2 separate regions of the Homo sapiens genome follow, and region 1 is linked to region 2. Evidence: read pairs that join two places in POLR2A ChIA-PET (ENCODE). Cell type or tissue: PC-3. All regions are shown on one strand. Each heading gives the region's core, and the rest is flanking DNA. Links, peaks and the distances in the headings are about the cores only. Region 1 holds the start of LINC02080 (long intergenic non-protein coding RNA 2080). Region 2 has its middle 9.3 kb from the start of ST6GALNAC2.

Region 1 (15,874 bases), core at 4,530-9,529, 200 kb before region 2:
CCAAAATGGTGAAACCCTGTTTCTACTAAAAATACAAAAAATTAGCCGGGAGTGGTGGCAGGTGCCTGTAATCTCAGCTACTCAGGAGGCTGAGGCAGGAGAATCGCTTAAACCCAGGAAGTGGAAGCTGCAGTGAGCTGAGATCGCACCATTGCACTCCAGCCTGGGCAACAAGAACGAAACTCTATCTCAAAAAAAAAAAAAAAAAAAGAGAAAAAAGTATTTCCTCGCATCTCACCTAGTCAAAACCCAGGGCCCACATACCCTACCTATCCCATGCATGTGAGACGCTCACACTATCAACATAAAAAGTCCCTTAGTATCACCTCATTACCAATAGCAGCACAACAACAAGTCAAGTTAGAGGTGAAGCTCAGCTCACCAATCAGGTTATTCTGATTTGGATCAGTTAGAAGGAAAGGTAGGAGAGGCTCAATATCTTGAAAACAATGCTCATTTGCATACATGGATAAATACTTAATGGCCCAGCATGAGTTCCATCAATACAGAGGCAGTGTGTATTCACTCCTGTGTTCCGTGAATAGATCTTCTCTTGGTGCCCTAAATTACATTTCCTATAATCATGTTAACAAAAAGGACAGATGTGTAGAACAATCTATCAGAGGCAGTCATAAAAGTATTTAAAGTCTCTGTTGCCAGAAAAAGGGGTCCCTACCCAGACCCTAAGGGAGGGTTCCTGGATCTTGTGCAGGAAGGAATTCAAGGCAAGTCACAGAGTGCAGTAAGAAGAGATCACTGGCCAGGCGCAGTGGCTCATACCTGTCATTTCCCAGCACTTTGGGAGGCCAAGGCAGGTGGATCACGAGGTCAGGAGTTCAAGACCAGTCTGTCCGAGATGGTGAAACTCTGTCTCTCCTAAAAATACAAAAATTAGCTGGGCGTGGTGGCGGGCACCTGTAATACCAGCTGCTTGGGAGGCTGAGGCAGGAGAATCACTTGAACCCGGGAGGCAGAGGTTGCAGTGAGCCAAGATTGCGCCGCTGCACTCCAACCTGGTTGACAGAGCAAGACTGCATCTCAAAAAAAAAAAAAGAGAGAAAGATCATCTATTGAAAGCTACTCATTTTGCAAGTAAGGCTTACGATATAAAAAATAAAACTAATTTTTTTAAATAAATAAGTAAAGCTACTCAGTTAGGCGGGGCATGGTAGCTCACATCTGTAATCCCAGGACTTTGGGAGGCTGAGATGGGGGGATCCCTTAAGCCCAGAGTTCAAGACCAGCCTGGGCTACACAGCAAAACCCCATCTCTACAAAAAATACAAAAAATTAGCTGAGCATGGTTGTAACTGACCAACGGGCTCACCTTGCCCACGGCCTAGACAGAGCCAATTTATCAAGACAGGGGAATTTGCAATACAGACAGTGTAATTCAGGCAGAGCCGGCTGTGTGGGAAACCAAAGTTTTATTATTACTCAAATCAGTCTCCCTGAGCATTCTGGGATCACAGTTTTTAATTCAGGATAATTTGGTGGGGGTGGGAGGGAAGGCCATTGAGTCAAGAGTGCTGACTGTTGGGTCAGAGATGAAATCATGCAGAACTGAAGCTGTCCTTTTGTGCTGGAGTCAATTCCCAGGTCAGGGGCCATAAGATCAGATGGGCCATTTTATCGATCTGGGTGGTGCCAGATGATCCATCGAGTGCAGGGTCTGCAAAACATCTCAAACACTGATCTTAGGAGCAGTTTAAGGAGGGTCAGAATCTTGTATCCTCCAGCTGCATGACTCCTAAACCATAAATTCTAATCTTGTGGCTAATTTGTTAGTCCGACAAAGGCAGTCTAGTCTCCAGGCAAGAAGGAACTTTGTTTTGGTAAAGGGCTGTTATCGTCATTGTTTTAAACTATAAACCAAGTTCCTTCCAAAGTTAGTTCGGTCTGTGCCCAGGAATGAATAAGAACAGCTTGGAGATGCAAAGCAAGATGGAGTTGGTTAGGTCAGATCTCTTTCACTGTCTCAGTTATAATTTTGCCATGGCACTTTCAATCTCTTGCTTTGGGTTTTTTTTTGTTTGTTTTGTTTTTGTTTTTGTTTTTTTGAGACGGAGTCTCACTCTGTCACCCAGGCTGGAGTGCAGTGGCACGATCTCACCTCCTTGCAACCTCTGCCTCCCGGGTTCACACCATCCCCTTCCTCAGCCTCTCGAGTAGCTGGGACTACAGGTGCCTGCCACCACGCCCGGCTAATTTTTTGTATTTTTAGTAGAGATGGGGTTTCACCGTGTTAGCCAGGATGGACTCGATCTCCTGGCCTCGCTTTGGGTTTTATAACACCTTAATCTTAAGGTGTTGGCTAATGAATATGGAAAAAGGGTGAAGACTGCTCTAACTTCTTCCTGCTGATCATGGGTGTAATGGGGGTAGGTGCTGACCCCAAGGTGAGAGGAGTGGAACTCCTTTGCAATTGTCTGAGTGTACTCATGCGGTAGCTGGGATTACAGGTGCATGCCACCATGCCCAGCTAATTTTTGTATTTTTAGTAGACAGAGGGTTTCACCATGTTGGCTAGGCTGGTCTTGAACTCCTGACCTTAAGTGATTTGCCTGCCTCGGCCTCCCGAAGTGCTGGGATTACAAGTGTGAGCCATGTGCCCAGCCCTCCACTGTACGGATAAACCACATTTTATACATTTACACGTGGATGGCATGTCAACTGTTTCTAGTTTTTGACTATTATAAATAACGCTGCTCGGAACACTCAAGTGCATGACTTTGTGAAAGTAAATTTCTAAGAGTTAGAGTTGCTGAGTTGTATGGTCGGTTTATGTGTAATATTTTGAGAAACTGCCAAATTGTTTTCCAAAATAGATGTACCATTTTACATTCTTGTTAGCCATATGTGAGGGTTCCAGTTTCTCCAAATCTTCATCAATACTTGTTATTATCATTTTTATGACAGTAATTGTTTTTGTTGTTGTTGTTTTTGAGACAGAGTTCTGCTCTGTCACTCAGGCTGGAGTGCAGTGGCACAATCGGGACTCACTGCAACTTCTGCCTCCTGGCTTCAAGCGATTCTCCTGCTTTAGCCTTCCGAGAAGCTGGGATTACAGGTGCCCACTACCACACCTGGCTAATTTTTTTTGTATTTTAGTAGAGATGGGCTTTCACCAAGTTGGCGAGGCTGGTCTTGAACTCCTGACCTAAAGTGATCCGCTCACCTTGGCCTCCCAAAGTGCTAAGTGTGAGCCACCGTGCCCAGCCCAGTAATTGCCTCAGAGGCATCTGAAACCAGAGCGACTCTATCTTGAATAGGGGGTGGGTAAAATGAGGCCAAGACCTAATGGGCTGCATTCCCAGGAGGTCAGGCATTCTTAGACACAGGATGAGACAGGAGGTCAGCAGGACTGGTATCACAAGATACAAGTCTTAAAGACCCTGCTGATAAAACAGAATGCAGTAAAGAAGCCAGCCAAACCCACCAAAAGCAAGATGGTAACTAAAGTGACCTCTGGGCCAGGCACGGTGGTTCAGACCTGTAATCCCAGCACTTTGGGAGGCCAAGGCAGGTGGATCCCTGAGGTCAGGAGTTTGAGACCAGCCTGGTCAACATGGTGAAATCCTGTCTCTACGAAAAATGCAAAATTAGCCAGGCGTGGTGGTGCATGACTGTAATCCCAGCTACTCGGGAGCCTGAGGTAGGAGAATTGCTTGAACCTGGGAGGCGGAAGTTGCAGTGAGCTGAGATCATGCCATTGCACTCCAGCCTGGGTGACAGAGTGAGACTTGGTCTCAAAAAAAAAAAAAAAAAAATGCTGCTCTGCCTATGCAGTAGCTATTATTTCTTTTTCTTCCTTTTTCTTTTCTTTTCCTTTTTTTTTTTTTTTTTTTTTTGAGACAGAGCCTTGCTCTGTGCCCCTGGCTAGGAGTGCAGGCCATGATCTCAGATCGCTGCAACCTCTGCCTCCTGGGCTCAAAGCTGGAACTACAGGTGCATGCTACCAAGCTTGGCTAATTTTTTAAGTTTTTTGTAGAGACGGAGTTTTGCCATGTTGGCCAGGCTGGTCACGAACTCCGGGCCTCAAGTGATCCACTCTCCTCAGCCGCCCGAAGTGCTGGGATTACAGACGTGAGGCACCACACCCGGCTGGAGTAGCCATTCTTTTATTCCTTTTTTTTTTTTCAGACCGAGTCTCCCTCTGTTGCCCAGGCTGAAGTGCAGTGTGCCATCTCGGCTCACTGCAACCTCTGCCTCTCAGGTTCAAGCGATTCTCCTGCCTCCACCTCCCAAGTAGCTGGGATCACAGGCACGTGCTGCTGCGCCCAGCTGATTTTTATATTTTTGGTACAAATGGGGTTTCATCATGTTGCCCAGGCTGGTCTTGAACTCCTGACCTCAGGTGATCTGCCTGCCTTGGCCTCCCAAAGTGCTAGGAATACAGGTGTGAGCCACTGCACCCAGTCTGAGTATGGTATTAATAGAAGGATAAATACAGGAAATTCTAAGTATACCCTCTACACTGAAACATAGAAACACATCTTAAGGTTATTTTACTGCAGTCAATCAGTTCTGTAGCAGCAAGAAAAGTGTATAGACAGCTATGCACTGCCCTCACTGTTCTGTAGCCAGACAACAAATAATAATGTACCATTAAAGGGCTTTTTCAAACAGGTTATTATGTGTGTCATTTTCTTTCTTGAAAAAAAGATTAATAGCAGCAACAATCCATTGCGAGTTGGCTATTACCCACAGACAAATGGCCACACCAATACAAAGAGACTACAGCACAAAGGAGAAGGCTGTTTAATTGGAAAGGATTTCATAGGTGACCATTACAGAGGCAATGCTTCCCTCTGTGCCAAATTAAGTGATTCCTTACTGGACACTTAAGCCAGCTTTTGGACTTTTTACCTCCCTTAAGGATACCACTTCAGTACTAGCTCCAAGAAAACCCTTTTAGCCAGATACTTAGTAAAAAGAGAAAATAGCAAAACCGAAGGCTAAGCCAGGCACAGTGGCTCACACTTGTAATCCCATCACTTTGGGAGGCCGAGGCAGGTGGATCACTTGACACCAGGAGTTCGAGACCAGCCTGGCCAACATGGTGAAACCCGTCTCTACTAAAAATACAAAAATTAGCTGGGAGTGGTGGCGGGTGCCCGTAATCCCAGCCACTTTGGAGGCTGAGGCAGGAAAATCACTTGAACCCAGGAGGCAGAGGTTGTAGTGAGCCAAGATCACACCACAGTTCTTCAGCCTGGGCAACGGAGGGAGACTCGGTCTCAAAAAAAAAAAAAAAAAAGGAAAAAGAAAAAGAAAAAAAGAGAAGAAAAGGCTATAGGAGTGGCTGGAATAGCAAGAAGAAATGCAGGAGAAATCATGGGGAAAGGGGGTATGAGATGATGCATCTGATCAGATAATAAAACATGCTGGAGTTTTTTTCCCCTAATAGAATATTTAGGTGACTTGTAAGCTTTAAGCTTTGGGCAAGGTTGGGGGTGGGAACAAGGTGGGAGAAGAGAAATGCTTTGCAATAATGTTTGGGACACAGAGGTGTGGTTCTGCGATATAATTAGGAACCATGAGCCCAGCGCAGTGGCTCACGCCTGTAATCGCAGCACTTTGGGAGGCCGAGGTGGGTGGATCACTTGAGGTCAGGAAACCCAGTCTCTACTAAAAATACAAAAAATTAGCCGGGCGTGGTGACACATACCTGTAATCCCAGCTACTCAGGAGGCCAAGGCAGGAGAACTGCTTGAATCCAGGGGGGCAGAGGTTGCATTGAGCTGACATGGCTCCAGCCTGCGTGACAGAGCAAGACTGTGTCTCAAAAATAATAATAAGGCAGGACGTGGTGGCTCACACCTGTAATCCCAGCACTTTGGGAGGCTGAGGTGTGTGGATCACTTGAGGTCAGGAGTTCGAGACCAGCCTGGCCAACATGGTGAAAGCCCATCTCTACTAAAACTACAAAAATTAGCCAGGCATTGTGGTGGGCACCTATAATCCCAGCTACTTGGGAGGCTGAGGCACGAGAGTTGCTTGAACTGGGAGGCAGGGGTTACAGTGAGCCAAGATCGTGACAATGCACTCCAGCCTGGGTGACAGAGTGAGATTTTGTCTCAAGAGTTCCCTAAGTTTTAAATGTTCTCCAAGATTCCTTCTGTGTCTACATCTTATGATTCTGAATCTATTGCATTTCCATATTTTCTTTTTTTTTTTTTTTTTTTGAGATGGAGTTTCACTCTTGTTGCCTAGGCTGGAGTACACTGGTGCGATCTTGGCTCACTGCAACCTCCGCCTCCTGGGTTCAAGCAATTCTCCCGCCTCAGCCTCCCGAGTAGCTGGGATTACAGGCATGTGCCACCATGCCTGGCTAATTTTGTATTTTTCGTAGAGACGGGGCTTTGCCACGTTGGTCAGGCTGGTCTCGAACTCCTGACCTCAGGTGATCCTCCTGCCTCAGCCTCCCAAAGTGTTGGGATTACAGGCATGAGCCACCATGCCCTGCCTCATTTCCTTATTTTCTAAATCATAATAGAGCAACAGCTCACTGGTTGCTAACCACTTCCCGAGAGTCACCTTGAGGCTCAGACCTTTACTAGATGTGATATAATAAGAAATATATTTGGTCTTTGTCCTCAGTGGCACAGAACTCCTACAAGCCTTGGAATTTCCTGAAAGACAGGAGTGTCTTTGGTTGTTATGAGCCTCTCTGATAACACATGTACTGAGGTGACAAAGGGTGGGGTCCCCATATAGTCTCACAAATGACTGGTCACCAGAAAGACCAAGTGATTAGAAGGTTGGGCGTTTCATCCCACCCACTGATCTCCTGAAAGGGCAGGGAGGAGGCTGCCATTAAGCTGCATAAAATCTCTCAAATCTGGAGACGTGATGAGCTTCGAGGTTGGTGAATACATGGGGTGCTGGGAGGGTGGCATCCCTGGACGGGGCATAGAGGCTTTGCATCCCCACCCCAAGCTCACCTTACACATCTCTTCCATTTGGCTCTTCTTGAGTTGTATCCTCTACAATAAACTGGCAATTTTAAGTAAATTGTTTTCCTGGGCCAGGCATGGTGGCTCCGACGTGTAATCCCAGCACTTTGGGAGGCTGAGGTGGGAGGATTGCTTGAGCGTGGGAGTTCAAGACCAGCTTGAGCAACATAGTGAGACCCCATCTCTACATAAATTTATTTAAAACATTAACCGGGCGTGGTGGTGCGCACCTGTGGTTCCAGCTACTCGGGAGGCTGAGGTGGGAGGATCACGTGAGCCCAGGAGTTTGAGGCTGCAGTGAACTATGATAGCACCACTGCACTCCAGCCTGGGCAACAAAGTGAGACCCTGTTTCAAAAAAAAAAATGTTTTCCTGAGTTCTGCAAGCCATTCTAGCAAATTATCAAATATGAGCTGGGGATTATAGGAACTCCCCTCCCTTTACAGCTGGTCAGTAAGAAGTATGGACGGCCTGGATTTAGGACTGGCATCTGAAGTAAGTGGGGGTAGTGTCAGAGGCATTTGAACTGGGGCAACTCCAACTTAAATAGGGGCTGGGTAAAATGGGGCTGAGACCTGCTGCCCCGCATTCCCAGGATGTCAGGCATTCTTAGTCACAGGATGAGACAGGAGGTCCTCAGGACTGGTATCACAAGATACAGGTCATAAAGACCCTGATAATAAATACAACAGGATGCTGTAAAAGAAAAAGAGCCAGCCCAAACCCACCAAAACCAACACAGCGACTAAAGGGAACTTTAGTCATCCTCAACCTCATTATATGCTAAGTATAACATATTAGCATACTAATAGACACTCCCACTAGAGCCGTGACAGTTTACAAATGCCGTGGCAATGCCCAGAAGTTACCCTATATCCCTATATTGCTTAAAAAGGGAGGAACCCTCAGTTCTGGGGCTTGCTCGCTCCTTTTCCAGAAAACTCTTAAAAAATCCATCCCTTGCTTAGCAACTGATCAAAAAACAACCTTAAAATAAACCAACAGTCCTCAGGGCTACTCTGTCTATGGAGTAGCCATTCTTTTGTTTCTTTACTTTCTTTTCTTTTTTCTTTTTTCTTTTTTAATTGAGGAAGAGTCTCGCTCTGTCGCCCATGCTGGAGTACAGTGGTGCGATCTCAGCTCACTGCAACTTCCACCTCCTGGGTTCCAGCAATTCTCCTGCCTCAGCCTCCCAAGTAGTTGGGACTACAGGCGCCTGCCACCACAGCTGGCTAATTTTTTGTATTTTTAGTAGAGATGAGTTTCCACCATGTTGGTCAGGCTGGTCTCGAACTCCTGACCTCGTGATCTGCCTGCCTCGGCCTCCCAAAGTGCTGCAATTACAGGCATGAGCCACCGTGCCCAACCGAGCCTCAGCTTTCCAAGTAGCTGGGGCTACAGGCTCGTGCCACCATATCCAGCTAATTTTTTTTTTTTTTTTTTTGGTATTTTTAGTAGAGATGGGGTTTCACCATGTTGGCCAGGCTGGTCTCAAACTCTTGACCTCAGATCCACTTCGGCCTCCAAAGTGCTGGGATTACAGGCATGAGCCACCGTGCCCAGCCTCGGAATTCTTTCTTGTGTGAAATCCAAGAACCCTCTCTTGGAGTCTGCATCAGGATCCCTTTCTGGTAATGGTAGTCTTGTGGGACTGAGACCTTACTTAACCTGTGAGGGTCGGTGCTAACTCCTGGTAGTGTCAGGATTGAACTGAATTGTTGAACACCCAGCTGGTGCTGCAGAGTCGGCTGGTGTGGAAGAGAAACCCCCAGAGATTTGGTGTTGGAAGTCATCAGACTAGTCAATGTCGAGGATATTAGACTGTAGACTGTACGATGTAGACTGTAAATGACAGTCCTTCCCCCCAAGAGTTAATATAGTTGTGAGAACAAGAAAAACACATGGGGGAAAAGGAAGCAATGCAAGATGAGGTGTGATTCAGTCTGTGGGAACTTCACTAAAGTCAGGAAAAGGCTGCTGTGGTCCGAAAAGGCTTCACAGGGAGGTGGGACTTATGCCAGGTCCTGAAGATGAATAGGATTTGGATAGAAGGAAGGAGAAAGAGAGGTCATTCCACAAAGAAATACAATATGAACAAAGGCAGAGATGTTGAAGTAAAATGTATTCATGAAACAAGAATAAAATAAATGTGTCTACAGAAAAGGGTATGTTTTGGAGACTGGCATGGTTTTAGAGTCTTGAAGTTTTGGTTTTGCATGGAGCAGGTATGGTTTTGCAGGATGAGGTTTTAGGAATTGTTCAGTGTCAGGCAAAGAAGTATGGGCCTGATCGGCCAGGCGTGGTGGCTCACACCTGTAATCCCAGCACTCTGGGAGTCTGAGACAGGTGGATCACGAGGTCAGGAGATCGAGACCATCCTGGCCAACATGGTGAAACCCCGTCTCTACTAAAAAAATACAAAAAAAAAAAAAAAATTAGCCGGGCGTGGTGGCGGGCACCTGTAGTCCCAGCTACTCAGGAGGCTGAAGCAGGAGAATGGTGTAAACCCGGGAGGTGGAGCTTGCAGTGAGCTGATCTGGTAGGAAATTAGAAAGCACCACCATTTTCTGAATGGAGAAATTTAATCAAAATTACAACATCCCTCATCTTCCACTGATTGTCAACATCATGAAAGATGTGTAGTCATCCCAGTCATCCCTCAGATACCAAAACCTGCAGATGCTCAAGTCCTTGATATAAAATAGCATAGTATTTGCATATAACCTACACACATCTTCCTGCATACTTTATAATTTTTTTTTTTTGGGAGATGGAGTCTCGTTCTGTCACCCAGGCTGGAGTACAGTGGTGCAATCTCAGCTCACTGCAACCTCCATCTCCCAGGTTCAAGCAATTCTCCTGACTCAGCCTCCCAAGTAGTTGGGATTACAGGCTCACGCCACCACGTCTGGCTAATTTTTTTTTTTTTTTTTTTTGGTAGAAACAGGTTTTCGCCATGTTGGCCAGGCTGGTCTCGAACTCCTGACCTTGGGTGATCCGCCCGCCTCAGCCTCCCAAAGTGCTGGGATTACAGGCATGAGCCCGTAATTACTACAATTCTAGATTACTTACAATACCTAATACAATGTAAATGCTATGTAAATAGTTGTTATACACCATTGTTTAGGGACTCATAAGAAAAAAAGTCTGCACATGTTCAGTACAGATACAATTTTTTTCCCCATATTTTCGATCCATGGTTGTTTGAACCTACAATACAAAATGGTTATGGAGGACTGACTGTGGTTAAGAGTACATTTTCGGCTGGGTGTGGTGGCTCATGCCTGTAATCCCATCACTTTTGAAGGCCGAGGCAGGTGGATCACGAGGTCAGGAGCTCGAGACCAGCCTGGCCAGGATGGTGAAACCCCGTCTCTACTAAAAATACAAAAAAAATTAGCTGGGCATGGTGACGGGCACCTGTAATCCCAGCTACTTGGGAGACTGAGGCAGGAGAATCGCTTGAACCTGGGAGGTGGAAGTTGCAGTGAGCCCAGATCACACCACTGCACTCCAGCCTGAGTGACAGAGTGACACTCCATCTCAAAACAAAAAAAAAAAAAAAAAAAAAAAAAAGAGTACATCTTCTTCAGATTTTTTTTTTTTTTTTTTTTGAGACAGAGTTTTGCTCTGTCGCCAAGGTTGAAGTGCAATGGCATGATCTTGGCTCACTGCAACCTCTGCTTACCAGGTTCAAGTGATTCTCCTGCCTCAGCCTCCTAAATAGCTGGGATTACAGGTGCCTGCCACCACGCCTGGCTAATTTTTTTTTTTTCTTTGAGACGGAGTCTCGCTCTTTCACCCAGGCTGGAGTGCAGTGGCGTGATCTAGGCTCACTGCAACCTCCACCTCCTGGGTTCAAGCAATTCTCCTGCCTCAGTCTTCTGAGTGGCTGGGATTACAGGTGCGCTCCACCACGCCCGGCTAATTTTTTAGTAGAGACGGGGTTTCACCATGTTGGCCAGGCTGGTCTCGAACTCCTGACCTCAGGTAATCCACCCACCTCAGCCTCCCAAAGTGCTGGGATTACAGGTGTGAGCCACCACACCCAGCCCAGATGAGATTTTTAAAAATCCATCTCTCCTTGTATTAGCTTGCTACTGCTGCTATAGCAAATTATCACATTGAGTGGCTTAAAGGCAACACAATTTTATTATCTTACACTTCTGGAGGTCAGAAGTGCAAGACGGGTCTCCTGGGGCTAAAAGTAAGGTGTCAGCAAGGCTGCTGCATTGTTCCTGGAGGCTCTAGGGGAGAAACTGTTCCTTTGCCTCTTCCACCTCCTAGTGGCCACCTAGATTCTATGGCTTGTGGTCCCTTCCACTGTCTTCAATGCCAGCAACAGCAGACTGAATCTTTGTCCCAATGCATCACTTTGACTCTGACCCTGACCCTCCTGCCTCCATCTTCTGTTGTGGGAAGTCAGGGACCCCGAATGGAGGGACCGGCTGAAGCCATGGCAGAAGAACACGGATTGTGAAGATTTCATGGACATTTATTAGATCCCCAAATTAACACTTTTATAATTTCTTATGCCTGTCTTTACTGCAATCTCTGAACATAAATTGTGAAGATTTCATGGACACTTATCACTTCCCCAATCAATACCCTTGTGATTTCCTATGCCTGTCTTTACTTTAATCTCAATCCTGTCATCTCGTAAACTGAGGAGGATGTATGTCGCCTCAGGACCCCGTGATGATTGCGTTAACTGCACAAATTGTAGAGCATGTGTGTTTGAACAATATGAAATCTGGGCACCTTGAAAAAAGAACAGGATAACAGCAATGTTCAGGGAACAAGACAGATAACCTTAAACTCTGACCGCTGGTGAGCCGGGCGGAACAGAGCCATATTTCTCTTTTTTCAAAAGCAAATGGGAGAAATATTGCTGAATTATTTTTCTCAGCAAGGAACAGCCCTGAAAGAGAATGCGGCCCTGAGGGTAGGCCTCTAAAATGGCCCCCTTGGGTGTGGCCATCTTCTATGGTCGAAACTGTAGGGATGAAATAAGCCCCAGTCTCCCATAGTGCTCCCAGGCTTATTAGGACGAGGAAATTCCCGCCTAATAAATTTTTGATCAGACTGGTTGTCTGCTCTCAAACCCTGTCTCCTGATAAGATGTTATCAATGACAATGCGTGCCCGAAACTTCATTAGCAATTTTAATTTCGCCCATCCTGTGATCTCGCCCTGCCTCCATTTGCCTTGTGATATTCTATTACCTTGTGAAGCATGTGATCTCTTTGACCCACACCCTATTCATACACTCCCTCCCCTTTGAAAATCACTAATAAAAACTTGCTGGTTTTGCAGCTTGTGGGACATCAAGGAACCTACCGACATGTGATGTCTCCCCCAGATGCCCAGCTTTAAAATTTCTCTCTTTTGTACTCTGTCCCTTTATTTCTCAACCCGGCGGATGCTTAGGGAAAATAGAAAAGAACCTACATGACTATTGGGGGCAGGTTCCCTGATAATCTTCCACTTTAAGGACCTGACATTATATTGGGCCCATTCAGCTAATTCCAGATAATCTCCCCATCTCAAGGTGAGCTGATTAGCAGCCTTAATTGCACCTGCAACCTCAATTCCCCGTTACCATGGAACTAACATATTCACAGGTTCCAGCAATCAGGACATGGACAAATTTAGGCGGGTCCTTATCTGCACTTACCTGCTCTGCCATCTTGGATATGTTACTTGATCTCTCTGTGCCTTGGTTTTCTCATCTATAAAATGGGGATAATGGTTTCTAGTTGATAATTACTTGTAACATGCTTTAAAGAGAGCCCGGAAAAAAAAAAAAGAAAGAAAAGAAAAATAAAAGAACGCCTACACCGGGTGCAGTGGCTCATGCCTGTAATCCTAACACTTTGGGAGGCTGAGATGGGTGGATCACTTGAAGTCAGGAGCTCGAGACCAGCCTGGACAACATAGTGAAACCCCCTCTCTACTAAAAATACAAAAATTAGCTGGATGTGGTGATGCAGACCTGTAATCCCAGCTACTCAAGAGGCTGAGGCAGGAGAATTGCTTGAACCCTAGAGGCAGAGGTTGCAGTGAGCCAAGATAGTGCCACTGCACTCCTGCCTGGGCAATATAGTGAGACTCTGTCTCAAAAAAAAAAAAGGGTGCCTGGTATGTAGGTAAGCACTCAATATATATTAGTGATGTCTCTAGCAGAGAAAATTCGCTTTGGAAGGTCAGGCCGTGGAGGGCACCATGGCACTGTATGAAATGTGCTGGGCTCATCTAGCATATTAAGGATTCAGTGTTGAATAGACGTGAGTGCCCTGCACTGGGCTATTCTTCTTTCACTGGTTTCAATGGTTTCTGATCCAGAAAGGGATAAAATGAAAGAGTTGATCTCTCGGGGCGGGGGGGAACACAAAGAAAAAAGAAAAAAAAAAAACAAGCAAAAAACCAAAACCAGCTGTATAGCAAACCCAAAGCGCTTCATTCTGCAAAATAATGGGACAGGCCAAAATGGTTCCTAAGTCAAAGGGTTTGCCAGAGCCAAGGCAATGTTCTTTAGTGGAAAGCAAGCTCTGGCTGCCAAACAAATCATTTCCTGCAGAATAGGGTACAGCTTGGGGGGCAGCCACCTGTGGGAGGAGAGCCAGCCCAGACACCCCGTGCGGCTCCCCCACGGCACATGGATTCAGCAGGCTACCTCCCCAGCGCGCCAACCACAAAGAAGTAGAGAAGAAAACATCTGTTTTTTCCTCAACATGTTCTCACAGTGTCTACAATATGAGTCATCAAATTGCTTTCGGTTCAGTGACAATTATCCCAAAAGATCCCTTTCTAAGATATAAAACTGAGAAAACTAAACCAATTTAAAAAAAAAAGTTAAACAGGCTTAGAATGTAAACAAAAAAGACTGAAGAATTGGAAATATCTGACAACATTTTCAGGAAGTAAAAGAAAGAGGACCTGTGAATTGAAACGAAGTCAAAAATAAATGCTCAAAGGAGCCTCCTCTGGACTAGACTTCTCTAAAGCTGCAATCTGCTTGTTCTCTAAATTATCACACAGAAATAGGGCAGAACTACTCTTGATAAGAACATCAAAACTTCCAGATTTAATAGCAGCTCAGAAAACCAGTAAATCATAGCCCAATGCTGCAGGGAGGTGTCCAGGGCACATTCACACTATTTGCACACAAAGTTAAAAAGAAGGTCAAGTTTGACCTTCTACCTTCACACAAATATACATCCTAGTATTAAGATTTAGTATATTGTTGATCAAGGACCAAAAAACACACAAAACACACAAAATGTCAAGTTAGAATATTTCTTTTTTTTTTTTTTGAGATGGAGTCTGGCTCTGTCGCCCAGGCTGGAGTGCAGTGGTGTGATCTTGGCTCACTGCAACCTCCACCTCCTAGGTTCAAGGAATTCTACTGCCTCAGCCTCCCGAGGAGCTGGGACTACAAGGTGTGTGCCACCACGCCCGGCTAATTTTTGTATTTTTAGTAGAGATGGGGTTTCACCATTTTGGCCAGGATGGTTTCGACCTCTTGACCTCGTGATCCCAAAGTGCTAGGATTATAGGCGTGAGCCACCACGCCCGGCCGAGTTAGACTATTTCTAGGGAATATGTTTCCAATATTTATCAAGAAATATGAGTTTTAGGCCGGGCACGGTGGCTCACGCCTGTAATCCCAGCACTTTGGGAAGCTGAAGCAGGTGGATTGCTTGAGCCCAGGAGTTCAAGACCAGCCTGGCCAACACGGCAAAACCTGTGGTGGGTATGGTGGCGCGCACCTGTAATTCCAGCTACTCGGGAGGCTGAGGCACGAGAATTGCTTGAACCCAGGAGGCAGAGGTTGCAGTAAGTTGTGATCACGCCACTGCCCTCCAGCCTGGGCAACAGAGTGAGATGGTGTCTCAAAAAAAAAAAAGAAAGAAAGAAATATGAGGCCGAGGCCGAGCATGGTGGCTCATGCCTGAGGTCAGGAATTTGAGACCAGACTGGCCAACATGGTGAAACCCTGTCTCTACTAAAAATACAAAAATTAGCTGGGCGTGGTGGCTCATGCGTCAAGAGGCTGAGCCAGGAGGATCACTTGAACCCAGGAGGCAGAGGTTGCAGTGAGCCAAGATCACGCCACTGCACTCTAGCCTGGGCAACAGAGTGAGACTCTGTCTCAAAAAAAAAGAAAAAAAAAAAAAAGAAAAGAAATGTGAGTTGTAGAGAAAAGAGTTGTCTAATTATTTTACATGCTGGAAACCCAACCAAAATAACCCAAACAAACAAGCCAAAGTAATTATGTTTTATTTTAATGAGACATTAACTTTTCAAAGTTAATTATCTCTTAACCAATAAACACAATCCATATTCACAACCATGTTGATGAACAAAACCAAACTCTGCAAGATATTTAAAGAGGTTTATTCTGAGCCAATATGAGTGACCATGGCTGGGAGAACAATCCCAAGAGGTCCTGAGAAAGTGTGGTCAGTTACAGCTTGGTTTTACACATTTAGGGAGACAGAAGTTGCAGGCCAAGACATAAATCAGTATGTTAGAGTAGGCAGTTAGGCAGAACTGAGCAGGGCAGGAGAGGGCCCCTATCAGGTCGTCAGGCAACCATCAGGTGATGGTCAGGCAGTTGTTAAACTGTGTCGCTAAAATGATAATTGGTTGCAGCTGGTTCCAGGGACCTGCAGTCTCCCAGTAGATAGAAAATACCTGGAGCTAGTGATCAGCAGCTTCCTGATAAGATCTCAGGAGCTAGGCGAGTCGGTTCAAACATGTGCACTAAGAGGCAAAATGGGAGTTTAACTGGTATATGACCTTCCTCTGGGAATGCTTGACTGGTAAGAGAAAAATGCCTCAAACGAGCATACACACAACTTCAGTAAACGCACTGCACATGCGGCCCCTCCCAAGTGCTGGCAGGTCAC
Region 2 (15,874 bases), core at 7,071-12,070:
TTCACCTTCCGCCATGAATAAGAGCTCCCTGAGGCCTCACCAGAAGCCAAGCAGATGTGGGCACCATGCTTCCTGTACAGCCTGCAGAACAATGAGCCAATTAAACCTCTTTTCTTTATAAATTATCCACTGTCAGGTATTTATAGCAATGTAAAAACAGACTAACAGCCTCCAACTATGTCCTCTTCCCAAGGAGTGCCCTTGCAATGATTCAAAGCCTGGGCCAGGAATTGAGTGTTTTACCGGTGGGTAAACCATGGCTTATCCATTAAACGTTGCAGCATAATTTATCTTTCAACAACCCCAGTCTCTCTTTCTCTTCCGCCTTTCAGAGTCACTGGTGCAAGGGCTCACACAGTTACTCACGGATTTAACATTATTTTTCCTCTTTTCTCACATGCCTGGGACTTAGACAACTAATTCAGCTGTTTTAGAGGATTTAAAAGGTTAAAGTACAGATCTAACACGTCTCGCAATTCTCTGCTTCTGGGTCAGCAGTTTTTTTGGGTTTTTTGTTTTTTTTTTGAGACAAAGTCTTGTTCTCTCGCCAAGGCTGGAATGTAATGGCACGATCTGGGCTCACTGCAACCTCTGCCTCCCAGGTACAAGTGATTCTCCTGCCTCAGCCTCCCGAGTAGCTGGGATTACAGGTGCCTGCCACCACACCTGGCTAATTTTTGTATTTTTAGTAGAGACGGGATTTCGCCATGTTGGCCAGGCTGGTCTCAAACTCTCGACCTCAGGCGGTCCGCCTGCCTTGGCCTCCCAAAATGCTGGGATTACAGGTGTGAGCCACCATGCCCAGCCTAGGATCAGCAGTTTTTGATCTTGTTCTTTTTTGCAGTGAGGAGTAGGCAAAGGGTCCAAAAGTTGCTCCTGGGTCGAGGGTGCATTGGAGAGATCAAGAGAGATTCAGAAGCAGGACAGATATTTGTGTTAGTAATGTTACAGGCACTTCAACCAGAGTGACTCCATCTTGAATAGGGACTGGGTAAAATGAGGTTGAGACCTGCTGTACTGCATTCCTAGGGGGTTAGACATTCTTAGTCATAGGGTGAGATAGGAGCTCGCAAGATACAGGTCACAAAGACCCTGCTGATAAAACAGGATGCAGTAAAGAAGCCAGCCAAAACCAAGATGGCAACAAATGTAACCTCTAATAGTCCTCACTGCCCATTATATGCTAATTATAATGCATTAGCATGCTAAAGTCACTCCCACCGGCACCATGAAAGCTTAGAAATGCCATGGCAACGTTCAGAAGTTACCTTATATGGTCTAAAAGGGGGAGGAAACCTCATTTCCAAAAAATCCCCACCCGTTTCCTGGAAAACATAATAATCCACTCCTCGTTTAGCATATGATCAAGAGATAACCATAAAAATAGCCACCCACTGGGAGGCGGAGGCGGGTGGATCACAAGGTCAGGAGATTGAGACCATCCAGGCTAACACCATGAAACCCCATCTCTACTAAAAATAAAAATAAATAAAAAAAATAGCCACCCAGCAGCTCTTGGGGCTGCTCTGCCTATGGAATAGCTATTCTTTTGTTTCTTTACTTCTCTAACAAACTTGCTTTCACTTTACTCTGGACTCACCCTAAATTCTTTATTGCATGAGATCCCAGAACCCTCTCTTGGGGTCTGGATTGGGACCCCTTTCTGGTGATAGTAATGGAAAGTCTAAAGTGTACTCAGAGGATAGTGTTGCATTCATGCTGGTCTCCATGGCAGTCCTCACATGTCCTGTTGACTGTATGTATTTATTTTTGAGAGAGGGTCTCACCCCATCACCCAGGCTGGAGTGCAGTGGCGCTATTGCAGCTCTCTGCAGCCTTGAACTCCCAGGCTCAAACGATCCTCCCACCTTAGCTTCCTGCATATGTGCCACCACACCCAGTTAACTTTTTTTCTCTCTTTTTGGTAGAGACAGGGTCTCACGATGTCGCCTAGGCTTGTCTCGAACTCTTGGGCTCAAGCGATCGGCCCACCTCGGCCTCCCAAAGTACTGGGATTACAGGCATAAGTCACTATTCCCTGCTTTGACTGGTATTTAAAGGAAAGCTTAAAGTCAAACATTGTGTTCACAGAAGGAGAAAAGTACACTGTACCAAGCTTGAGGATTTATACTTATCTACAAAATTGTTTGCAAATCGGTTTATACAAAAATGTGGCATTTTCTGGATTATCACATACTGGGTGGGCACAAAGAATAGTTCTGTGTTGGCACTGGGGAACAGGGAACTAGAGGCCTGACCCCGACCCCCTTCACATACACAAACACACACACACACTCACACACACACACTCACGCACACACCAGCTTCCTCAGAATCTCAAGGCAGGTTGGGTGTGGTGGCTTATGCCTGTATCCTAGTATTTTGGGAGGCCAAGGCAAACGGATTCCTTGAGCTCAGGAGTTCAAGACCAGTCTGGGCAACATGGCAAAACCCCATCTCTACTAAAAGTACAAAAATTAGCCAGGTGTGGTGGTGCGCATCTATAGTCCTAGCTACTCAGGAGGCTGAGGTGGAAGGATAGCTTGAGCCCAGGAGTTCAAGACTGCAGTGAGCCATGATCACGGCGCCACTGTACTCCAAGCTGGGTGACAGAGTAAGACCCTGTCCCCCCAGCCCCACCTAAAAAAAAACTCAAGGCAAATAGCACACCCAAGGTGATGCACGATATGGTGTCTACCCTTAGCTGAGCGCGAGGGCAGGAAGAAACAGGGTCTGCACGCCCTGCCATTTTGCACAGACACAGCACTCCTGAGCGTAGGAGGAGATGAAAGACAAACTCTTGACACAGCCAACCCCAGGCATGGGTGGAGAATTCCTCTCTTACAGATTCATCGGACTCGTCTAACCTTGCTCGTTGCTTCGGGGGTATTAGAAAACAGCAATGAGTATCATTGTCTCAGAGTCAGGGGCTAGTGAAATCAGGACCATGTCAGGCGATACAATTTGGGTACAGAAGAGAGGCTTGGCAAGAAAGGGGTTTGGGCCAAGGGAATAGGTAGGTTTCTCACTTAGGCAGACACCATTTAGACAACCAGAGCAGAATCATTCATCACAGTGCTTAGCTGGGCGTGGAGACACACATCACTTCTGGCTGGGGGCATTTGTGAATGTATAAATATACCCACGCGTCTCACAAGAAACTTGTCCTCTTGCCAAATTGTTCTCCAGCTTCTCATGTTAGAAACAAGAGAGAGTCCAATGTTAGGTTAATTCTCTTTCCCTTCTACGGAAATGCGTTTGCCCTTGGAAGCTTGCAACACTTCCTTTTTTTTTTTTTTTTTGAAATGAAATTTCCCTCTTGTCACCCAGGCTAGAGTACATTGGGCCAATCTCAGCTCACTGCAACCTCCACCTCCCGGGTTCAAGCGATTCTCCTGCCTCAGTCTCCCAAGTAGCTGGGATTATAGGTGTCTGCCACCATGCCCAGCTAATTTTTATATTTTTAGTAGAGAAGGGGTTTCGCCATGTTGGTCAGGCTGGTCTTGAACTCCTGACCTCAGGTGATCCGCCCACCTTGGCCTCCCAAAGTGCTGGGATTACAGGCATGAGCCACCGCACCCGGCCCAAGGATGCTTATTATTATTATTATTATTATTATTATTGAGATAGAATCTTGCTCTGTCACCCAGGCTGGAGTGCAATGGTGCGATCTCAGCTCACTGCAACCTCTGCCTCCCGGGTTCAAGTGATTCTCCTGCCTCACACTCCTGAGTAGCTAGGATTACGGTGCGCACCACCACACCCAACTAATTTTTGTATTTTTAGTACAGACGAGTTTTCACCATGTTGGCCAGGCTGGTCTCAAACTCCTGACCTCAGGTGATCGGCCTGCCTTGGCCTCCCAAAGTGCTGGGATTACAGGCGTGAGCCATTGCGCCCGGCAAGGACACTTATAATTGTTTGATTAAAGTTCCCACCTGGTCCTTTCCTCATTCTCCTTCAGTAGGAGACAGTTCTGGGTGTCTCCTTTCCTTTGGTCTCCCTTCCTCTGGTTGTGCAGTCCTCCCAAATTAGCCATTCTCTTTTAACCTGCTTACAGCTTTGTATTTGCCCAGCAACCAGGTCCAGCATCTAGAGTTTTTCAAGAAGTATGTGATGGCCAGGCACGGGAGCTCATGCCTGTAATCTCTTTGGGTGTCTGAGGCAGACAGATCGCTTGAGCCCAGGAGTTTGAGACCAGCCTGGGCAACATGGCGAAACCCTATCTGCACAAAAAAATACAAAAAACTAGCTGAGTGTAGTGGTGCATACCTTAGTCCCAGCTACTCAGGAGGCTGAGGCAGGTGGATGATTGAGCCTGGGAGGTCAGTGAGCTGGGATGGCACCGCTGCACTCCAGCCTGGGCGACAGAGTAAGAGCTTGCTTCAGAAAAAACAAAAAACAAAAAAAAAAAACAAAACAGAGAAGTGATATAAGAAATAACAGCTTCCATCTTTGTGGGTAAGGGATGAACAAACAGCACATCATGAGGCACCTGTTGGAGCCCAGGAAGAAAATGTCACCACTCCTGGGGCTCCCCAGGTGTAAGCAGCAGCTCTACCCTAAAGACAGGGCCCAAGAACAACTTCACTACCTGTGAAGCTGCCCTCCAAGTCTTCCAAAATCTGAAGGTTTAAAAGAATGACCATGTATTTGCTTATGATTTTACAGATCAGCAATTTGTGCTGGGATCAGCTTCCTTCTGCTCTGGCTTGGGGTTACCCATGCAGCTGCCGACATTCTGCAGGTGGGTAAACAGACTCAGCCTCTTGTTAGGAGGAGTGACAAAGTCACATTGCAAAGGGCTGTGCATTCAATGCCATCTTTGTCAGCAATCCAACACATCTGGTGACACCAGATTTGCAGGCAGAGTCCAGCTCTTCCCCTGTCCAATGCCTGGCAGTGTAGTTCTTCCTCCACAAAGAGCCCAGTCTTTCTCAAGGCCTAGGTCTGTCCCCAACACATCACTTTTCAGTCTGTTCAGGACTGTATCAGCCAACGTTTGTATAGTGCTTCCTGTTTCCAGAACTGTTGCAAGCACATTTAATGAGCACAGCAATCCTCTTGAAGTTGGTACTATCATCATTTCTGTGCTATAGATGAGGAAACTGACGCATAGAGAGTCTAAGTAATTTCCCCTGGGTTCACACGGTTAACAAATAGAGCTGAGATTGTTGGGCTTTGGAGTCCCCTCTCTTAAGTGCTCTACTGCCGTTTGGAGTGTGTGAAGCTCAGAGATGTTCGAAGTGTCCTCTTCCTTGGCATTCCTCCCCACTTCCTTTTTTTATTCCAAGGGAACCCAGCTACGGGATTCTCGGGGAACAGTGGCTGGAGCAGATGTCCCTGACTCTGTCTGTCCCCACAACTGCCTCTCTGAAGTAAGACAGCAGCCAGGGAGGCAATCACACAGGACTTGGCAAGTACATCTGAGATCCAGGGCTCCCTGGGGAAAGGAGCAGGTGAGGACTTGCTTTGTTTTGGTGCTGAGGTGAGAGATTGTCACTAGGGACCAGCAGCAAAAAGGAGAGCTTGCCTGGTCTTGCATTCTGGGGGAAAGTGCAGCCTCTGGGAGTTTCCCAAGAGGACTCAGCCAGAGTAGATTGGAGGCTGGGGAGGCATGCACAGTTTCAGAGTACCAGCTGGAGGTCACTGGGTGGCACTGCCCTCACCACACACCCACGCCTACACACACATAAAGTCTCAGTTACGTCCTCTGTTTCTTAATCCAGTTCTGAGTGCTTTCATAAGGTATAAAGTTGACTTCAAATAAGTGGTCATGTGACCAGGCAGTGAGACTACATCCAAGATCTTGCTGCTGGAACTGTCCATTTGGGACAACGCCATTGTATTGCTGCCACCAGGGATCTGCCACCAGCCCAGTGGACTCTTGATCTATCCATGCACAGTTGTAAGAAACTCTGTTTATCTTGGCCAGGCGCGGTGGCTCACGCCTGTAATCCCAGCACTTTGGGAGGCCAAGGCGGGCGGATCACGAGGTCAGGAGATCGAGACCATCCTGGCTAACACAGTGAAACCCCATCTCTACTAAAAATACAAAAAATTAGCCAGATGTGGTGGTGGGCGCCTGTAGTCCCAGCTACTTGGGAGGCTGAGGCAGGAGAATGGCGTGAACCCGGGAGGCGGAGCTTGCAGTGAGCCGAGATCGTGCCAGTGCACTCCAGCCTGGGTGACAGAGCGAGACTCCGTCTCAACAACAACGACAAAAAGAAACTCTGTTTTATCTCTGCATCTCTGTATCAATCTCTCAATATTCAAAGTCCCAGGAGCACCCAGGTGGCGGACTCTGCCCTGTGCTTGTGTTCTGGCTGCCATGAGCAGGGAGAGGGCCATCTGTCCTTCAGCTTCCCTGGCAGGAGAGGGACCCTTCCCTCTATGTATTCAACAATTGCAAACATCATAATGTTGTGCAACGGTCACCACTGTCCATCTCCAGAACTCTTTCATCATGGATAACAGAAACTTTGTACTCATTAAACACTAGGCTAGGCACTGTAGCTCATGCCTATAATCCCAGTACTTTGGGAAGCCGAGGCAGGTGGATCGCTTGAGCCCAGGAGTTCGAGACCAGCCCGGCCAACATGGCGAAACCCTGTCTCTACTAAAAATCCATAAAAATTAGCCAGGCATGGTGGTGTGTGCCTGTGGTCCCAGCTACTCCTTGGGAGGCTGAGGTGGGAGGATCACTTGAGCCTGGGAGGTTGAGGCTACAGTGAGCTGTGGTTGTACCCTTGCATTCCAGCCTACAGAACAACAGAGCAAGACTCCATCACTAAAAAATAAATAAATAAATAATTTTTTTGTTTTGAGGTGGAGTCTCGCTCTGTTACTCAGGCTGGAGTGCAGTGGCGCAATCTTGGCTCACTGCAACCTCCACCTCCCTGGTTCAAGCAATTCTCCTGCCTCAACCCCCTGAGTAGCTGGGATTACAGGCACGCGCCACCACACCCAGCTAATTTTTGTATTTTTAGTAGAGACGGGGTTTCACCATGTTGCTCAGGCTGGTCTCGAACTCCTGACCTCGTGATCCGCCCGCCTCAGCCTCCCAAAGTGCTGGGATTACAGGCGTGAGCCACTGCTCCCGGCCAAAAATACATAAATTTAAAAGTGAATTTAGCAAAATCTCAATACACAGGTAATTAAACAAACCATTGCATTTCTATATGTCAGCAATGAAAAAATAAAGAAATGAAATTTTAAAAACAAGGTTGTTTACAATAACATCAAAAAGCACCAAACAGAGGGCGGGTGCAGGCTCGGAATCGTTCCCATGGCCTCCCCGGTTGGAGCCCGGCGAGCCGCGCGCAGAGGAAGGTAGAATTAGAAGATCATGTGACGTTGGAGTAGGGGGATTTATCTTGGTGACTTTGGGATGCTGGTTTCACTGGAGGTATAATTATGCAAAGCAAAGAATCCAGGAAAGAATTGCCAGAGAAGGAATGAAAACTAAGATCTATGAAAGTACTCACCTTGAGCCTGAAAGAAAAGAAACCAACAGCAACAGCGGCAATCGAACAATCTTTTTTTTTTTTTTTTTGAGACAGAGTCTCCCTCAGTCGCCCAGGCTGGAGTGCAGTGGCTCGATCTCCGCTCACTGCAAGCTCCGCCTCCTGGGTTCACACCATTCTCCTGCCTCAGCCTCCCGAGTAGCTGGGACTACAGGCACCCGCCAACACGCCCGGCTAATTTTTTGTATATTTTAGTAGAGACTGGGTTTCACTGTGTTAGCCAGGATGGTCTCGATCTCCTGACCTCGTGATCCGCCCACCTCGGCCTCCCAGAGTGCTGGGATTACAGGCATGAGCCACCGCACCCGGCCAATCGAACAATCTTGAGCATAGAGAACCAGACCCCCTGAAGTCAGCATGAACAAAGCTAAGATCAACCACATAAGACATTTTCTGTACAATAAGTTCTTAATCAGTAAATAAAGTATGTTTAAGTTGAAAAAAAAAAGGACCAAACGCCTAGGTATACATTTACGGAAAAATGAGCACAATTGCATACTGAAAACTATGAAATATTATTGAGAAATTAACCCAAATACATGGAACTATATATAATGTTTCTGGATATCCCATTTACTCACATTAACCTATAATGTGATCCCAACCAAATCCCAAGAGGATTCTTGTAGAAATAACAAGCTGATTCTAAAACATTTGGAAATGCAAAAGGCCAAGAATAGCCAAGGCAATACTGAAGAAATCCCACAAAGCTAGAGGGCTTACATCACACATATCTAGATGTTTACGTAGCTAAAGTAATTAAGGCAATGTGGTATTGCCACGAAGATAGACTGACCCAAGGAAAGCAGTAGCGTCCAGACAAGATGAAGAAAACTAAGAGAATTGTCCCCAGAAGAACTGCCCTGAAAGAATAACTAAAGGAAGCTCTTCAAACAAGAAGGAAATGATAAAAGAAGAAAACATGGAACATGGGGAATAAAGAAAACAATGGAGCCGGGCACGGTGGCTCACGCCTGTAATCCCAGAACTTTAGGAGGCCAAGGCGGTGGATCACTTGAGGCCAAGAGTTTGAGACCAGCCTGGCCAACGTGGTGAAACCCCATCTCTACTAAAAATACAAAAATTATCCGGGTGTGGTGATGCGCACCTGTAATCCCAGCTACTCGGAAGGTTGAGGTGGGAGAATCGCTTGAACCCAGGAGGCAGAGGTTGCAGTGAGCTGAGATCATGCCACTGCACACCAGCCTGGGTGACAGAGTGAGACTCTGTCTCAAAAAACAAACAAACAAGAAACAAAAACAGAATGCTAAAAGCAAAATAATCCACAGGAAGGCAGGAGAAAAAGGTGATGGTGGGGCAGGTGGAGGGTGGAGGGAAGAAACAGCAAGCCAGGCAAAGAGGAATGCAGGAACAAGAATGGGGCGAGACAGCAACATGCACGTGTGGGGCCTACAAGACAGTAGGTGATGCTGTTGCAGAAAATATAACGCAGGAATCTTACTAGAGCAGCAGGCGAGGTCCAGCTCATTGGGAGCCCTGAATGAGAGGCATCAGAGCTTGGGCTTATTTTCTAGATGCTGGGCCTGAGGATAAAATTCAACTTGTGAATTCCCTGAGAGAATATTGTTTTTCAAAATTGGTAGTCCCCAGCTACTCTCCTGCTATTTCATCTATGCAGAGTCAGCCACTTTCAAATCTTCCAGCTGAGCCTTTGGCATTTACCTCCATACTTCGAAATTACATGTGTGCGTTGACAATTATGTTTTAGATTATCTACTGATGTCTCCCAGGGAAGATGAGGATCCGGCTCCCGGCCCTGCCCCACCCTCCCACACGTGCACATTTCCTTCGTGCGCATTTCCTACACGCATTTTTCCTCTGCTCTCACTCAACAACAATCAACACAGAAGACTTCTGTGACCAGATGTGTGCAGATCTCTCCCCACCAACAAGCAAGCAATCAATTCTGCAGCGGACACCAGCTGGGTGTCCTCTAATTCAGTTCACTTCTGAGACCATCTGCCTGGAGACAGCATCAGATCACGGGTTGAGGGCTCAGTCCCACAAGACTGCTCCCTCCCACTTCCAATTCCCATCACAACCCCCAGGGGTTGTATTACCTGTGCTACTGACTAACCAGCTATAAATTTGGGTTCCCATGACTCACTCCTCAAGTTCAATTAAATTGCTAGAGTGGCTCACAGAGGCAGGAAACACTTATGTTTACCAGTTTAATTGTAAAGGATATCACAATAGATACAGATGAAGAAATGCATAGGGCAAGGTATGGGGAAGGGACACGGAGCTTCCATGCCCTTCCTGGGCACCCTGCCCTCCTGGAACCTCCACATGCTCCGCTATCCAGAAGCTCCCCAAACTCTGTCTTCTTGGGCCTTCTATGAAGGCTTCATTGGATAGGCACGTTTGACGACCATGTAGAAATGAAATTAAACAAAAATGGTTTGGCCGGGCACAGTGGCTCACACCTGTAATCCCAGCACTTTGGGAGGCCAAGGCAGGTGGATCAACTGAGGTTGTGAGTTTGAGACCAGACTGGCCAACATGGTGAAACCCCATCTCTACTAAAAATACAAAAATAGCTGAGGGTGGTGGCGTGCACCTGTAATCCCAGCTACTTGGGAGGCTGGGGCAGTAGAGTCGCTTGAACCCAGGAAGTGGAGGTTGCAGTCAGCCAAGATCGCGCCACTGCACTCCAGCCTGGGCAACAAAAGGGAAACTCGGTCTCAAAAAAAAAATTAGTTTCTCATTTATGATAAAATAACATTTTTTTCAAAATGTTGACATTTTCAAGAAGTTAAAAAAAAAGTCTTCCCATTAATGAGTTTATAAAAAAAAATAAAAAAGAAACTTCTTAAACCCTGAAAAGCAGTAGGCTCTAATTTCGTGAATCTCAAGTGCTAATAATCCATTTTCTGACTGATCTAGAATATCCGGTTCATATTCAAATTTAAGCCATCAACTGTATTTTCTTTTTCCAAACTCGGTTTCTACTCAGCTTCAATTCAATGCATAAATTTGTCTTTTTATAAACTCTTGAAATACAACTGCAACAATTTTCATCATTGCTTTTTTTCATAAAATAATCAATCATCTAAAAATGGTTTTGATTGAAATGACAAAAACAGCCTCTGACACATAATTAGAACATCTAATACATTTTGATTAGGAACTTGCTCGACATTCATGCCAGTTTCAGATACTGAGAAATAAATTGATTTTAGTAAAAATATGTTTTTACAAAATGCTTACATGTGGTTGTTTTAGAACATAGAGTACTCGAAGTTTTGATCTCTTGGTTTTGCAAATCCGTAATCCATAGTTCATCTTATGTGAAAAGCATGTATATATACTTTTAAAGACTTTGATTGAAGTTAAGGATAACCTTATAGTTTTGAAATATCTAATGAAGCATATTTCAGCTAAAAAGAAAAATTTAGGTTTTTGTTAGGGAAAATTTCGAATATATACAAAAGTAGAGAGAATACTGTAATGCACCCTCATATCCCCATTATACAGCCCCAACAATGAGCCACACTCATAGCCAATTTGTTTCATCTGTGTCCCCATCCACTCTCCACTTCCGGCCCAGACTTGGTTATTTTTAAAGAATTCCATGTATCATATTCGTTTGTAAATATTCAGTATGTATTATTAACAATAAGGACACTTTTAAAAAATAACCACAATGCTACTATCACACATTTTCTTTCTTTCTTTTCTTTTGAGACGGAGTCTCATTCTGTCTCACAGGCTGGAGTGCAGTGGCGTGATCTTGGCTCACTGCAACTTCTGCCTCCTGGGTTCAAGCGATTCTCCCGTCTCAGCCTCCTGAGTAGCTGGGATTACAGGTGCCCGCCACCCACCCCAGACTAAATTTTGTATTTTTAGTAGAGACAGGGTTTTGCCATATTGGCCAGGCTGGTCTCAAACTCCTGACTTCAGGTGATCTGCCCGCCTTGGCCTCCCAAAGTGCTGGGATGACAGGTGTGAACCACTGCACCTGACCTCTTTCTTTTTAAAAATAGAGATGGAGTCTCACTAGGTTGCCCTGGCTGGTCTCAAACTCCTGGGCTCAAGATATCATCTTGCCTCAGCCTCCCAAAGTGCTGGATTACAGTGTGAGCCACCGCACCTAGCCACACATTTTAAAATTTAACAATTCCTTAGATTTATCAAACATCCAGATCAATTTTCCTGATTCAAAAAATAGAATTTTAAGATGACAAATCAATGAGGAAGTCAACATTAAATTAAAAACCATTGCGGCCGGGCGCGGTGGTTCACGCCTGTAATCCCAACACTTTGGGAGGCCGAGGCAAGTGGATCACTTGAAGTCAGGAGTTCGAGACCAGCCTGGCCAACACGGTGAAACCCTATCTCTACTAAAAATACAAAAATTAGCCGGGTGTGGTGGCAGGTGCCTGTAATCCCAGCTACTCTGGAGGCTGAGGCAGGAGAATCGTTTGAGCCCGGGAGGTGGAGGTTGCAGTGAGCTGAGATTGCGCCACTGCACTCCAGCCTGGGCAATACAGTGAGACTGTTTAAAAAAAAAATTGCAAAAGATGAACTGCCAGCATGAGGAACTCTATAGCCCCACTTTCTAGTGAAAGTGGACTCCAGCCTGGTCAACGTGGTGAAACCCTGTCTCTACTAAAAATACAAAAATTAGCCAGGTGTGGTGGCAGGTGCCTAGACACTTCTAAGTAAACAGAAAGTAAGAGGATTTATTGCTAGCAGACACACATTACAAGAAATACTAAAGGAATCTTCAGGCTGAAACAAGATTCAAATACACATGAGACAAAAAAAAAAAAAAACAACTCTGGTAAAGGAAATTCTGTAATTATAAAAAGTATAATTTTATAATTATATATTATATAATTGTATTTACATACAGTCATCCCTTATTATCCATGGGGGATTGGTTCCAGGACTGCCCGTATAACCAAACCAAATCCACACATACTCAAGTCCCATAGTTAGCCCTGAAAAACCCATGAGAAGTAGGCCCTCTGTGTCTGCAAGACCCTGTCTCTGCAAAAATTAAAACAAAAATAAATTAGATGGGTATAGTGGCACATGCCTATAGACCTGGCTACTTGGGAGGCTAAGGCAGGAGGATCGCTTGAGCCCAGGAGTTTAAGACTGCAGGAGCCAGCTGGGCACGGTGGCTCACGCCTGTAATCCCAGCACTTTGGGAGGCTGAGGCGGGCAAATCATGAGGTCAGGAGATCAAGACCATCCTGGCTAACATGGTGAAATCCCATCTCTACTAAAAATACAAAAACTTAGCTGGGCATGGTAGCACACGCCTGTGGTCCTAGCTACTTGGGAGGCTGAGGCAGGAGAATCAAGGCAGCTTGAACTCAGGAGGTGGAGGTTGCAGTGAGCCAAGATCATGCCACTGCACTCCAGCTTGGACAACAGAGTGAGACTCCGTCTCAAAAAAAAAGAAAAAGACTGCAGGAGCCATGATTTCACCACTGTACTACAGTCTGAACAACAAGAGTGAGACTCTGACTCAAAAAAAAAAAAAAAAAAAAAACAGTAAGAAAGAAAAAAAAACAGTAAGAAAGAAAGAAAAAAGTAACGCAGGTCTCCAGGGATGCCTTTATACACAGCTGAACAGGTTTGCAGCTGATAGAGATCTGGGCCTCAGATGGAGACTAATTCAGGAGTCACAAACAGAAAGCTGGTTGTTGAAACCATGAGAACAAAGAGTTGCAGGCTGGAATTACTGGGAGCTAAGTGTCAAATTCAGAGAGACAGATGCAGCAGAATTAGAACTGGAAAATGTGGACTCCCTTTGGAAGGATGATGGTTGCTAGTGACTTCAGTGGGTACAATTTCAATGGCATCGTAGGTAAGGAAGTCAGATGCAAAAAGAAGCAGAGACAGAATAGACTCTCTACCAAGAACTTGGATGAAAGAAAAAGAGAGTAGCTATGAAGGGGGCCAGCTCCATGGCGTTTTTTGTTTGTTTTGCTTTGCTTTGCTTTTTAGGATGAGCTATTTGGGGCATGTTCATAGGCTGTGATAAGGACCTTGCAGAGGGGGCAGGGAGGGCTGCTGAAGCAAGAGCTGAAGAATGGGAGGTCACAGTGAAGAGGCTGGCTCTCCCTGGAAGGAGGAGAGTCTGGAGCAATAAGGTGAGGGTGCATGGGCAGGATCATGCTGTGAGCAGAGGGACCAACTGACCTTTTGTTCCAGGCTCTTTTCAAGAACGTTGGTATAGGCCAGGTGCAGTGGCTCACGCCTGTAATCCCAGCACTTTGGGAGGCCGAGGCGGGCGGATCACGAGGTCAGGAGATCGAGTTCATCCTGGGTAACATGGTGAAACCCCATCTCTACTAAAAATACAAAAAATTAGCCAGATGTGGTGGCGGGCGCCTGTAGTCCCAGCTACTTGGGAGGCTGAGGCAGGAGAATGGCGTGAACCCGGGAGGTGGAGCTTGCAGTGAGCCGAGATCGTGCCACTGCACCCCAGCCTGGCGACAGAGCGAGACTCTGTCTAAAAAAGAAAAAAAAAAAAAAAGATTGTTGGTACAGCAGACTGCCTTGGAAGATAAAGATAGTGCCTCCCTCTGGAGCAGAGGGCAGATTTCCTCACTATCCAACGTAATAAAGATAATGTCTCCCTCTTGGACAAGAGCAGGTTTGCTTGCAGCCCATTATAAAAGATTCTGGTTTCCTTATCTCAGGGATTCTCAGCTGTGCTGCAAACCCATTGTGTGTGCAACACTCACCTGGGCCTCTCTGTATCACTCTCATGGGGCTTGAGGAGTAAAGAGAAGTGACACAAACATGATGCCTATGTTGCTTGCTGCACCATGAGTAATAAAGTCCTTTGTCTCTGATCCAGTAGTCTTGTGTCTTCTACCAGCATCCACAGAACTATGGCAGTTTCATTGGTTAGCTTGTAAGGAGAGCAAAATCTGCACAGTTCTTAACAAAAGATGACTTTGAACTTGGGGGCATGGGAAGTTGAAGGTCACTCCTGATGGGCTGCATTTTCTCACAGGTATGGCTGGGAAAAGAGGAGGCTTGAGGAAAGAAGTAAGTTCTAGAATCATTGTTGAGCAGGATAGAAGCTGGAGCTGAGCAAGGATAAGGAAATGGCTGATGTTGAGAGCCAGCTGAGGCCAAACTTGTGTTCCCAATTCACACTCTGGAATGAGCTACACCTGACCCCTGACCCCTGCAGCACTCAGCCAGGCCAGGGACAGGCAGCACAGGAGAGGCAGAGGCAAGAGTGAATCCAGGTCAGAGTTTTGCTGGGAAGAAAGCCAGGAACACAAGAGAATCTGGGTTACTGATGCAGGAGTAGCTCAGATTATAACCCAGGGAGTCCTGCCTAGATAGGAAAGAAAGCTGCTGAGAGAGGGTTGGCCCACTGGGAGAAAAGGGAAGGATGGAGACCCTGGAGGTCCTGTGAGGCTGAAGATGGGAGGAAGGAGAACTCCAGGTGGGTGGATAGGAGATCTTGGTGTGAGGGGAGTACTGCCATTTAAGGCATTGGAGGTGGACCTGGATTATTAACACAGATAGGGGGTTAACTCCCACACAGGAGGAGAGCACCCTCTCCCCAGCTCTTAAGACTGGAGTCCTGAGGCCTGGCGCAGTGGCTCGCACATGTAATCCCAGCAGTTTGGGAGGCCAAGGTGGGCAGATCACCTGAGGTCAGGAGTTTGAGACCAGCCTGGCCAACGTGGTAAAGCCCCCATCCCTACTAAAAATACAAAAAAAAAAAGCTGGGCATGGGGGTGCACTCCTGTAATCCCAGCTACTGGGGAGGCTGAGGCAGGAGAATCGCTTGAACCTGGGAGGTGGAAGTTGCAGTGAGCCGAGATCACGCCTCTGCACTCCAGCCTGGGTAACAGGCTGTTTCAAAAAAAAAAAAAAAAAAAAAGACTAGAGTCCCGGCAGGGAGAGGCTGGGCTGTGTGTGGGGGCCAAGTTTGTAGGTTTGTAAGTGGAAGTTGAATAAATTACTAATGAATGATTCTCCTTTTCTCCATGAAGTAGAGGGTAAGGCACTTACTGAGAGCAAGGGCTAGGAGGGATATTTATGGGCACAGAGAGAAGGTCTGAGGAAATGTGAGAAGCCAGTGATCAGGGGATAAGTAACATCTACAGGAATTTTGACAAGTAAACCCATAAAGATTGAAATGAAAGTCGTGACACCATAAATTCCAAGTAGTGCCCATCTGCGGGGTAGCAAGATGAGTCTGGCTCTGCTGAGCAGTCTTGGGGTGAAGGAAAGAACTGGCCCAATGTGAGTGACCTCCAGTGACCCTGACTTGGTAGGAGTACTGAGACTGGATGGACTGAATGGCCATTCCTGACCACAGGCCCAGGCCCTGGGAG

What was found. Peaks named below come from ENCODE experiments on the same cell type or tissue, not always from the same donor. Only the 100,000 strongest peaks of a DNase experiment are listed, where the experiment ranks them.
Region 1: POLR2A ChIA-PET joins it to region 2 with 7 read pairs; 3 of 35 experiments call an interaction of 5 or more read pairs at or near these places.

What each region holds. Positions count from the first base shown.
Region 1 is chr17:76,789,342-76,805,215 of GRCh38, reverse strand. It overlaps LINC02080 (long intergenic non-protein coding RNA 2080), which reads right to left and starts at 6,172. Exons shown (of 3, transcript NR_110837.1): 1 at 5,672-6,172; 2 at 1-1,031. It also overlaps a transcript of MFSD11 not described here. RefSeq lists an enhancer at 217-740. In PC-3, for the core only: no CTCF peak of the experiment used is centred there; a DNase peak (open chromatin) is centred at 7,585.
Region 2 is chr17:76,587,233-76,603,106 of GRCh38, reverse strand. No RefSeq gene overlaps it. Among named protein-coding and RNA genes, the nearest start is that of ST6GALNAC2, 9.3 kb to the right of the region's middle. RefSeq lists enhancers at 255-801, 802-1,349, 676-1,875, 15,580-15,874 and a silencer at 1,726-2,020. In PC-3, for the core only: a CTCF peak has its summit at 9,588; a DNase peak (open chromatin) is centred at 9,626; H3K27ac peaks cover 1,703 bases.